Regions from separate parts of the Mus musculus genome. Here region 2 is linked to region 1. The links are chromatin contacts, found by Hi-C or POLR2A ChIA-PET in ENCODE. All regions are on one chromosome and are shown on one strand. Each heading gives the region's core, a stretch centred on a gene start or an enhancer-like site at or near the end of the contact. The rest is flanking DNA. Distances are from core to core; before and after follow the strand shown.

Region 1 (6,124 bases), core at 1,026-3,525:
GCCTTCTCAAAGGCTCCAGTCTGACTATTCCTCCAAAATCTAAACATACTCTTTCCAAATGATCTTGTGATTGTACTCTTGGGTTTTTACCTAAATGAATTAAAAATATATGTCCATATAAAACCCTGTACATGTTTGAAATCATAATTACATAAAGCTGGAAGCAACCAAGATATCCTTCATTAGGTGAATGGATAAATAAGCTCTGACATCCCAAAACTAGGATATTATTCAGTACTACAAAGAAATGATCTACTTAAGGCAAGAAAAGCTATAAAGGAATATAAGTGTATATTGGTAGGTGAAAGAAGCTAATTTAAAAGGTTACAGGTTGTGATATTCTGGAAAAGATAAAATCATGAAGATAATAAAGAACAGAGGTAGCTGGGAGAGAGGGATGAACAAGCACAACACAGGATTTTTAGGACAGTGAAACTGTTCCATATGATGTGACAATGACATAAACAAGTCATTATATATTTGTTAAAACGTATAGGATGTGCAACATCAAGAGTGAACTCTAATGTAAATTCCTGACTCTGATAATGTGTCAGTGTAGGTTACTCATATATAACAAATGTATCAGTGTTTCAGTGGACTGATAGTGAGAAGTTGTACATTGTGCTCATGGGTGGGGGATAGATGAGGACTCTACTTCCTACTTAATTTTGTATGAACCTAAAATTGTCTTTAAATTTTTTATTAATAGGGCTGAAGATTTAGCTCAGTTGGTACAGTGCTTGCCTGGAAAGCAGGGGGCCCTATGTTCAATTTCCAGAACATCATAAACTGAGCATGGTGTCTAACACCTGTTATCCTTTTTTTGTTTTTGTTGTTTTGTTTGTTTCTGAGACAGAATTTTTTTTTTCTGTGTAGCTTTGGGCATTCTGAAACATAGTCTGTAGACCAGACAGGCCTTGCCTCCTGTAAATCAGATTGCCTCTGTCTGTAATTAAATCAGACTGCCTCTGCCTCTGCCTCCCTGTGCAGGGACTAAAGGTGTGGGTACTGTATATTTATGTACCCTGCCTCAACAAGGTGAGGTCTCTCCAAACTGTCCTCTGATCTTCATAAACATACAATGGCATGTATGCACCACACTTACATCATACACCTCCAAAATATGATATTATTTATTTATATATATAATATATATTTTAAAACACCCAAGCTCCTGCCGTGTGCGATAGGACACACCTGCAACCCCAACACTAGAGGGACCAAGGACAAAGTCTCATTGTGAATCTGAGATGAGCCTGGGCTACCTGGGCTACAGGAAACCCTATCTTAAAAATAAGGAGGACAACAATAGGAAGGAAGAAAGAGCACATATACAAAAATGCTCTAAAAAATAAAGTCTATTAATTTAAAAAAAGGAAACACTGTTTAGTAATGTTCACCCAGGACAGGGGCTAATAAGAACCACGATAAGAAGAATGCAAAAAAAAAAAAAAAAAAAGAAAGAAAGAAAGAAAGAAAGAAAGAAAGAAAGAAAGAAAGAAAGAAAAGAAAGAAGGACATAGAAGAGATGAGAAGAAAGGAAAAGAAAAACTATAGCTTGTTCTCAACCCACAGAGGACAAGGAGGGAAACTTGAAGAAAGGAGGATGTGACACTGGCCCTTTCACAATGAAGTCTTATGGTGATTGGTGGGTAAACATCAAAAGCTATCTCCCTCAGAGGTAGAAAAGCCAAGAGGCTTACACGGGACACAGATCCTCAGCAGAACAATCACCACCATTAAGCCTTTGGCATCACCAATGCCTTTCCATGTGGCTAAGGAATCAGCTTGGCACTGTAATTTGTGCTGGTGCCAATCTCTATGGTAGATTGAGCTATTTTTTCAGGAAAGTCAAGGGATAATTGCTTAGTATCAAAAGATTTGGCCCTCGGGAAGATAAGGAGCTGTTTCTTTTGCCCCAGGACAAATTTTTTCTAGAACAGTATTCATGGCTCTTCAAGACACTGCGTCTTTCATAAGCAGAGCTGCAATTCTGACTGCCAATCTGCTGAATACCAAATGGAGTGCTTAGCTTTCTACAATGACGCAAAGGACAAAGCAAGGCTAGATTTATTCTGCAGTGCCACTCGGAGATTTTCAAAGGTAAAAAGGAAAAACTCTTTCCTTAAATTACAGGGAATTACAAATTCTGTCTGGGATGTAAAAGACAGCTATGCTCGCTCAAAATCTGGCATCATGGATGTGAACAAGATTTAAAAGCCAGAATGGTGGCTGGCAATTTGAACATTTAGAACAGAAGTTGGTTCAGTACTTCAATCTGCCCGCAGAGTCAGCAGCCACACAAAGCACATGGAGATGCCAGACTGGAAACGAGCTAATTTCACAAAGCTCATTCTCATTCTGTCTGTACTTCACACGATCGCTAGAAATCCAGATTCTTACCCATGCATCTTAGATGCTATCTTAAATAGCAAATTTTGTTGTACAAAGAAATTTCAAAAGCAAACCACAAAGATATTGTCTCAAATCTTTTCCCTCATGGTATTTCCCTTCTTAAAATCTCATCCCCCTTCTTAAAATCTTATCTATAAACATGATAATTTTGAGAAAATTAAAAGGCAAAATGTCATTAAAATAAGGTATTAACATTTTCCCTCATAGTTTGTATCATCTCTTCAGGATGAGAATTCAAAAGAAAAGCTTTCCTTCAAACATCCTTACTAAAAAAATAAGAGCCACGTGCTACAGTTTAAAGGACAGTATACCTCGTTGGTTAAACAGATTCAACAATTAAAAGAGGAAAGAAAATGAGGCTTGAAAGGGAAGATACTCAATTTTTGGTGAAAAATGTTTTGATTATCTATAGCAAACAAAGAAAAAGGGAACCATAAACGTAGTAGTAATGAAGCCCATTTTATTTCGTAAATGTGCATAACTGTGCTGAGTCCTGTAACAGGTACAGAAGCAAAGGGACCAGTAAGAGTGAAATGCTATGAAAAAACAGGACAGAATTTCCCCCAACAAAATACAAACCCTTTCCATAAAAATTTATGAAATGAGAACAAAAATAAAGATGTTTGTTTTATAAATAATATTAGGAAAACAATAAATGTCTTAAGTTTAAGGCCTGAAACTGAGTTACATTTCTAATACCGGTCATTGTAACTCATTTAAAAAGGTTTGTTATTTGCTAAAATCTCAACTAAGCTCAAACCCAGGATTTAACCAAAGTACTTCTGAAGGAGCTTTTCTCAAAATATCAGAAGTTCAATTTATAAATACATAGTATGCTATTGAAGTTACCCGCTGAAAAGCTTAATTCAGCCTGATTACAATCCTGTGAGCAGAATGTTGACATTTTCTTTCTTAAGAAAAATCTTCCAGAAAGCACCTCACATTTGGTCATAATGCAGTTTATTGACATTTCTTTTCCTCTTCACATAGCTGGGAGGAAGAGAAGCTTCAGAGCCGCTGTGTGTGCTGTGCACTGTACATAATGGCCTTTACTTGCCATTGTGCACAGCCTGTTAAATATTTACAACACAGACAGCAACATCGAGTCCTAAACACCCAGTTGTGAGTTTGAATTTTTTTAGAAATAAATCTATGACAAATTTTCACCAGCAAAATGCCAGAAGACTTTACTAACAGCTTCAAGAGACCCAGAGGGTCCAGAGGAGCAGTTACAGGCCATCTGGTGATTACTTATTATTATTTATACCGCACTGTTGATGTACACACAGATGTGTTATGAATCCACATACAGAGAGGCCTTAACAAGGACTTCAGACAGAATGTGACTGCTGAGCAAGTCAATACGCATTAAAGAAACGCATTAACTAGAGAGAGCGAGAACACCAGGCTTTTCTTTTTTAATATGCTGAATTGGCTGAAAGATTATTTGATTAAAGAATGATGAGTTCTACACAGTGATAGCATCCAACCAGTTAAAACTCTAGCAATATGTGGTTTAGCAATGGTGGCAAAGTGAGTTAAGTGAAAGAAGAGACTGTGAGATCCAGGCGCTTTATAAAGTCATCAGTTTGATTAAAAAGTATTAAAGAAATAAGTAAATAGTAAGATAGATGGGTGTGAGGAGGAGTTTAGGCTTAGGAAGAATTATTGAAATACAAAGATACAGGATCTTATTTTATTTGTAACACGAATGCTCTGACAAAAATTCCAACACTCCCATTTCTTTTTAAATACTCAGTTGTATGCAGGAAAAACAAGAGTTAATGAATGAAAAATTTTCAGTTTAATTTCCTAATTATAGCTCCAACTATATTCATACAGCATCATTTAATTTTTGTTTGTTTGGTGGGGATGGAGGGAACAGGCTAAAGCAAGGACGCTTTAATGTATTATATGCTTTTAATAATAGCACAATATATAACACAAAGAGCTAAAATAACCCAGTAACATGTGTTTAGGAAGAGCATCAAGAGATCAGATTTGACTTTAAGAAACCAGTTAATTCTTAGTCCTTAACGCCTCTGAGCATTTTTAAACCTAATCCCAATTCTGTGTTAATACATACTTGTAGACCAGTTCCATCACAGGTTACATACAACTACAGAATTCTCAAAAGTGGACTGGAAATTATTGCAAAATCAACATTTTACAAAAATAAGGCTAACATTTGGCCTAACTGTGTATCATGTAGTATATTTTCAGCTGCCTGACAGCATGCAGTCACCCCTACCAGATGGGAACTAAATGAATTATTGAGTAAAATATGAATTATTAAATGAAATTTTGAGTTAAAAAAATCTTAGCAGGGGGTAAGAATGAAAAGCTTATTTGTTTGTCTAAAATTGCCTTCACCTGTCCTAGCATACAAACATAGCATGCATACACCACCACAAGAGCATTTGCCTACCTAACTCATTTCTCTCCTGGTCATTTTTCAATTCATGATGCTCCCCTAACATAAAGAATGAGTAATCAACATCAAGTTATTCTTCTTTGCTTTTCTTTTGTGCTCATGACAGATATTAGGGAAACTTGCCAAAGGGGCAGAATGAAAGATCCAGAGTCCCATAGAACCAGTATGGCCCTTTTAATGGGAAAGCTGGGATAACAGAAATAATCTATAGATTTGTGTTATATAGACAATAAAACATCCCTTTGTAGCATTTAACCAATCACAGGAGTTATCTGTTGCCTCAAGTATTACAGAGCAATAGAGATTTAAGGGCTAATGCTCATGGAGGCAAAGGATACAAAGCAATAAACAGCTCTGGAGGTTGGTTAGACGCCAAGTGAAGCCAGAACTACAGCACCATAAACATTATTCCTACTATGACAAGATGTGAAGGTACAAGAAGCTGCTCTCAATCCCACTACAACTAGGATGCCGCTGTTGCTCTTTTTTTTTTAAAGATGAGGTCTCATTTAACCCAGGCTGACCTCAAACTTTTCATACAACTGAAGGTCCTAGAGGTCTGTGTACTCTAAGAGAAAAAAAGATCTTGAGAATAAATACCTGGGGTCACACTGGACAAAGAAATAATCATTTCTCTAAATGACAGGACTGTTAAGCATAGTTACAACAAAAACTTCTCAGTGGTTAACAATGAAATACTGTCTTCAGAGGAAATGTCCTGTTCTTCAGAAACAACTTACATAATAAACAGATATAACCAGCTTCTACTTTAAGACTTGATGATGATAGCCATATTTTCTATTTAAAGCTGCATAATTTGCTCTGCAAGCCAGCATATGTTCCTGATAGGATAACATAGCAGTGTGGAGTCTGTTGATTTCTTGGTAATAAAAATTGAAATCAAAAGATGGCCTAGTCGGCCATCACTGGAAAGAGAGGCCCATTGGACACGCAAACTTTATATGCCCCAGTACAGGGGAACGCCAGGGCCAAAAAGGGGGAGTGGGTGGGTAGGGGAGTGGGGGTGGGTGGGTATGGGGGACTTTTGGTATAGCATTGGAAATGTAAATGAGCTAAATACCTAATAAAAAATGGAAAAGGAAAAAAAAAAGTTGAGGAGATTGGTCTATTGGTAAAGTGCTTGCCATGCAAGAATGAGGATCTGAGTTTGATCTCTAGCACCCACATGAAAATCTAGGTGTGGTGGCTCTCATTTGTAATTCCAAAGTTGAGGAGTCAGAGAAATGTAGATTACTAGGGTTTTCTGGAGAGCTA
Region 2 (6,124 bases), core at 2,528-5,027, 41 kb after region 1:
CTCAGGCCATCAGACTTGCATACTTAGGCAGCAAGCACTTTACTCTCTGAGCCATCTTGCCAGCCAATCTTTGACATGTTTTTAAAGTTAGAGTAAGACTTTTTCATGAACTCTAAAACATTTAAAAAAAAAAAAAAAAACCAAACATCAAAAAAGTTAACATTTAAAAAATAATTACACATTTTTCTTTTTAACAAATGCCTCATTTGTTTTTCTCAAAGAAACAAAATATGCACTTTCATGTCCACCATCAAGGAACAGGGGCAATTATATTCCAGTCTGTCCCAAGAAGAGAGTTGTCTTGATTAAACACTCGAAAGACAGTGCTACTTGCCCTACCTAAAATTTCCTTGTAAGGAAAAAACACCTCCTTATCAGGTCTGGATAGGAGACAGTGGCAACACTGCCTCTTCCCACCACAGCCCAGGACAACTTAACATGAACAACACAATCTTCCGAGAGTTTCAGAGCAGCTGCAATCAGACAGACCAGCCAGGTAGATCTGTGTAAGAACTGATTGAAAATATAACTCTGTTTTGGTTAAGAGTTAGGAAAGGAAAAAAGGACAAGATACAGTAACATTAGCATTCTAGCCCTTGTAAGTGACCCTCAATGTTGCTGACTAGTGTGACATTAAATTTAAGTGAAAACTTTTAACAAATTTACTATCAACTAACAAACTTTCCAATGAATTGTTTTTCTTCTTGTTTCTCTCTTGAGACACAGTCCCATGCTGCCTAAGCTGGACTCATACTGCCCACGTAGACAAGAATGGTCTTGGTCCCTGCCTCCACTTCTCCAGTGCTAAGATTACAGGTGTGCACCATCATGTCCAGTTTTATGTAGTAACAGGGTTCACACATGCTAAGCAAGCATTCTTCCTACTCAGCTACATATCTAGACCCCAATATCCATCTTTTGGTCAGGTGGGAATACTGCCCAAGAGAGGAGAAACAAGCATTGTACTTAAGAATTTTCAAGTTAAAGCCATCACAAGTTTTAGATTGGAAGATCAAAACAAGGGACTTTGTTCTCTCACTGATTTTTTTTTTTTGGATGGGGGAGGGGAAGACTACTGCCTAGAAAATTTGCTACTGTTCAGTAGCAAATGCTCCCAGTTGAAACCCAATTCAGTAGCTAATAGTAAAGGTTTGGTAGTTGATCAGTCTCAGTGTTTATATAGGGACAATTTCTAGCCAAGGAGAAACACTTCAACTGGCTGCTGAAGAACAGGGGTTAATACAAAACCACATGATCTGTGTTTTTTCTTTAGTAGTACTTCAATTCTCAAAAATAAAAGAGGTAGGGTTATAACTCACTGGTAGAATGCTCTCCTGGCATGCACAAGCTCTAACTTAAGTACCACTATAAATCCCTACAACACACACACTCACACACTCATGCATGCACAAATGCCAAAAGGTGGTGGTGGGGGGCGGTAGAAGGAATATAACCTATGCAAAGAAAGTTATTAATTAGCTGTTTGAGTCTTAACTCACTATTAAGTGATATACAACTACTAAACAAAGGGCAATGTCCTGTCCCTTTTCTGTACAGAATTAAGAACAAACTGGTAAGACTACTTCGTATGGCTGCCAACCTTTTCTTTAGCTTCTTTTCTTACAGTCATGTTGAGTTTCGCAATAGCTTCCACTTACTTTACATCCCCCATGCTTAAAAACAAATTGTGTTTGAGTTCCTCAACCCTTGTCCTAAAATACTATGATAGCTCTTTTTTGTAAATCTGGATGCAAAGAAAACATGAGAAAATGTTCAATTTCCTGAACTATGAGTCTATTTCACTCACACCACTCAAAATATAAAAAGTGGACTGGGGATAAAGCTCAATGGGTACAGTGCATGCACAAAGCCCTAGGTTCAATCCCCAGCGCCACATAAACTGATAAACTGGGCATGGAAGCGAATGCTTGTATCAACCCTTGGTACGTGGAGATAGAAGGATCAGAAATTTAAAAATGAGTTCAAAGCTAGTATGGGCTACATGACACACTACATAAACCACAGACACACACACACACACACACAAGGGCTAAAGACTGTAGCTCACATGGCAGAGTTCTTACCTACCATGTATAAGACCCTGAGAACCCTAGTACTACATAAACTGGATATGGTGGTACACACCTATTATCCCAGCACTTGGGAGGTGGGTGGAGGATCATGGTCACCCTCAGTTATCTCAGTCTGAGGTGTACTTGGGCTATATGAAACACTGCCCCAATTAATAAACAAGAAAATATACAAGATAATTAAGATTAAGTTCAATCATCCATTAAATAACTCTTAATGAACGAAAGGGAAAATTCACATTTAAGGAAACAAAATTTATTTGTTAGTGTTTAGAGTACCTATAGTTTCTTCAGAAATTATACTGCTGAAAAAATTTTAAACATAGGAAACAAATGAGTTTGCTGAAATTAAAAAAAAAAAAAAACCTGCACATCTCCACAAACCTATACTTCATATGAACCCTGAGAGATATTAAAACACCCTCTGCTAAGCAGAAAACAAAGTTAGGAAAGTAGTAACACGGGAATCTGGGTAGGAGGTGCCCTGGGTAGTAAACACCCCAGTGAGTGCACATAATAAGCATTTCAGAGCAACATAGAAGTCCCAACGGGTCTCCAACTTGGACTGCGAAGTCCCAGGCCCACATCCCTGTGTTCTGAAAGAAATGAAACTTGGAAAGTGGAACACTGGAAAAATGACAATCAGAGTAGCGCCCTACTTTTCTTCTTCTCAACCCCCGGGCCAGCATTTTGGCTGGCTGGTCACCAGTCTGGGTGCCATATCCACCAAAAAACACTAAGCAGTATCCTGGCGGTCTCCCGACTGAAGAAAGAACCAGACTGTATGTCAGTCGCTGTCTCTTCTCCAAATATCCCCCCTTACCCTCTGGATTTCCATATTATCACCGAAGCGATGCCTTCTAGCAACCCAACCCACTCACATGTCCTCCTAAACTCATCCACTTAATCTGTCCAGATCCATACTTTCTGACACCGTGTCTCTTGCTCAGATTCTTCTGAATTCAATCGAAACGCCAGGACCCCCGTTTCCCAATGCTCCACTTCGACCACACAACGCGTGCTTTCACCTGAGCCAGGCTCTCGTCACCCAAACCTACCTCCTGCCTATTTACCTCTGCCTTCTGCAGTGCCAAGCCCTAAACCCACTTTTTGGGAAATCTTTTGAGTCTTCAACCTAGTTTAGCAGTCCTCCTCTATCTTCCACTCCAAGATCCCTCCATTAGACTTCCACTAGACTTCGCTTCCCTCAGGATTCAACCCCCCTTTCCTCGCCACGCCCTGTGCCCCCCGGGGCTACTTACCCCAAGTTCTCCCCACACTTCAGTCCTCTGGCCCCGCCTTCCTCCAAAAGGAAGGAGGCGGGAGAAGAGAAGAGGGCGGCACTCCGCAAGGTAAAGGCGATCTCCCATTAGCGCTCATGGCCGCCAATTGTGGCTTCCTTCTCTCCTATTGGTTGTCTTTAGCCTACGCCCCACCCTCTTCCTCAGACAGGCCTGGCCACCGCCTCAGCGCCCCCGTCCAACAGACTGGGAGGGGAGACCCCGGCCCGGGACGCTGGGACTGGCCAGAGTAGAAGGAGAGACTCCTGTCAGGCCACGGACTAGCTAATGTTAACAGGACTCACCCGCTGGTAGCTCCGGCGCCTCCCGCCCGCCCGCGCTCGGTCCCACAATCTGTCTCCTGCTCCTCCTTTCCCCCCTCAGCGGAGCAGATACTTTCCTCCCGTCCGGCCAGGCGTGTTCACTTCTCGCGAGAAGTGGGGGCGAGGGCGCGACTCGTGGGGCTGAGTTGGACCAGGGCCTAGGGGCGGGGCTTGCTGTGAGCGTGGCTTGAGTGGAAGGTTGGGCGAGCGCTGTACACACGACTCGCACGTGTTCGGCTGCAAAGTGTGGGCAGCGCGGGGAGAGCGGCCCTGGCGTCTAACGCTGCCGATCTGTCTGTAGCTGTGGAGGTCCGAAGGTGAAGCAAAGGCAGGGAGGGACTGAGAGTGTCTCAGGCAGCCCTCGGATAAAGGGGAATTAAGGGAGCGGAGCCAAGAGAGGGACTTCAGTCACCAAGCTGGTCATTAGTTGTGTGGAGGAAGTTAAGCAAGAGTCGATCCGAGCAGGTGACTGCTTGCACTTTCTGCTTTACACTTGACAGCACCTCACTGGCCGAAGCCCCTGCCCGGTGTGTGCTGTGTGTGAGCTACGATGGTAGTGTGAGGAAGTACGTTCAACTCCAGCCTCACCGCGGCGGCGCCCGCCTCTAATCGCCACATGGAGGCAGGCGGATCTCTGTGAGTTCGAGGCCAGCCTGGTCTACATAGCGAATTCCAGGACAGCCAGCGCTATCCTTGTCTCAACAACCCCCCACCCCACCCCCAAAAGACCATGGATGATCACCAGTCTAGCCTTCTGGGCCAGTGGGAAATCCCGCGTTAAACAAACAATAAAAATAAGGGGGATAGCTCTGAGGAACCAAACCTGAAGTTGTCATCTGGTCTCTTGGACAACCCTCCATACCTGTGAACAACACACACACACACACTTACAGAGAGAAAGTAGGACTGTTAGTGTAGCTCAGTGTGAAGCCACAGCACAGTGATTTTTTTTTTTAAAATTTGTATATGTTACCCAGCAAGTATTTTATTGAAATACCAACAGCACATACTACGTCAAAAACAAAAGCACACACAACACTGTCCTGGTCATGTGGAAAATTTCTCTGACAGAATTTTTATTTTACGGTTGAGGGAGAGATAGGTCATAAGTCAATAATTATACTTACTTCAGAAAGTGAAGAGCTTTTCAGGGTAATGAGACCGAAAGCAACTCTAAGAGGGGAAAAACACTATTGCTAGTATTGAGAGAAGTCCTCTTGAGAAAGTTATTTATTTATTTATTTATTTATTTATTTATGAATGAGGCAGGGCTTATTTTGAAGCCAAGCTGTCCTGAAACTCATTTTCCTGTGTCAGCCTCCACCTAAGTACTTGTATTAAGTATGAGCCACTTGTCTGGCCTGAATGTATACCATCTACATACCAGATGCCTACCTGTGGAGGCAAGAAGAGGGCACCAGGTACCCTGAAACTAAAGTTACAAATGGTTGAGACCTGCAGTGTCAGTGCTGGGACTAGAAACAAGGTCTTCTGGAAGAATGGTCTGTCCTCTTTTAACTGCTGAGCCATCTCTTTAGCCTGAGGAGTTGAATTATTAAGAGACAGCCTTGAGACTTTCAGGAGAACATCAAATATAAGAGCTACATTTGAAAAACTTATCCTGAAGAAGAGGCAGGCAGGTCTCTGTGAATTTGAGACCAGTCTGTGATACACATGAACACACACAAATTATGTGGTTAAGATGGTACTTTTTGTGTTTGTGTTACTGTAAATAAAAGCTTAAGAATTGAACAGATTTAAGTAGAGTTGACAAGGGATTCCAGGGATCCCGACAGCTAACTAGTTGTGTTTTCTTCTTTATAACAGTAGCAATATTGTAGCCATAGTCTCTGCCCAGTGTGTGGCTGTATGGGGTAGGGCAGAAGAAGGGGTGAGGTGGGGTGGAGGGGTGGTAATGGGCTCTGTTCCCCCTTTGAAGCTGTTTTCTTCTCTGTTCTAGGCACTGAGCCCAGGGCCTTGTACTCCAGCACTGAGCTAAATATCAACACCTAACACAGTCTTTCTTTTCTTTTCTTTTCTTTTCTTTTCTTTTCTTTTCTTTTCTTTTCTTCTCTTTTCTTTTCTTTTCTCTTCTTTTTTTCTTTTTCTTTTTTTTTTTTTCTTTGTTTGTTTGTTTGAGACAGGGTCTGACTATCTGGGTAACTTAGAATATGTGTTCTAAATGCTTTTCCTCTGTCCAGAGTGCTAGGATTACAGGCATGCTTCACCAGACCTGATTCCCTTCACAGCTTTTTTGTTATTCAGCTTTCTGAACTTCCTGTCAGTGATCTTATCTAACCTCTTGGCATCCTCTCAATGGTGGAAGAATCCAAGGGATTTCTCCCTATATAGCAAAAGTGAAATAAAGAGGGGGTTTTTGTTTTGCTTTGTCTTTACTTTTAATTATGGAACACTTCACAGATTTCCATGT

What was found. A loop is a pair of places that touch in the nucleus more often than their neighbours do. ChIA-PET counts read pairs that join two places held with the same protein, here RNA polymerase II (POLR2A).
Region 2: a map of left cerebral cortex shows a loop between it and region 1 (1.9-fold over the local background). The contact joins the promoter of Atf7 here to the enhancer-like site in region 1. A Hi-C loop is called at or near these places in 2 of 37 maps with a recorded cell type or tissue (heart and left cerebral cortex). POLR2A ChIA-PET finds 5 or more read pairs at or near these places in 2 of 5 experiments (Patski and embryonic stem cell).

The regions. Positions count from the first base shown.
Region 1 is chr15:102,582,024-102,588,147 of GRCm38, forward strand. All of the region lies in intron 2 of Atf7 (activating transcription factor 7), which reads right to left. Among named protein-coding and RNA genes, the nearest start is that of Atf7, 40 kb to the right of the region's middle. Within about 2 kb of position 2,276, at least 2 of the 3 ENCODE cell types and tissues checked have a DNase peak (open chromatin) inside an H3K27ac peak, as active enhancers do; they include left cerebral cortex, where a contact is called at or near this core.
Region 2 is chr15:102,621,687-102,627,810 of GRCm38, forward strand. It overlaps Atf7 (activating transcription factor 7), which reads right to left and starts at 3,778. Exons shown (of 12, transcript NM_001310067.1): 1 at 3,676-3,778. It overlaps Gm25141 (a small nuclear RNA gene), which reads right to left; the gene lies at 6,093-6,124.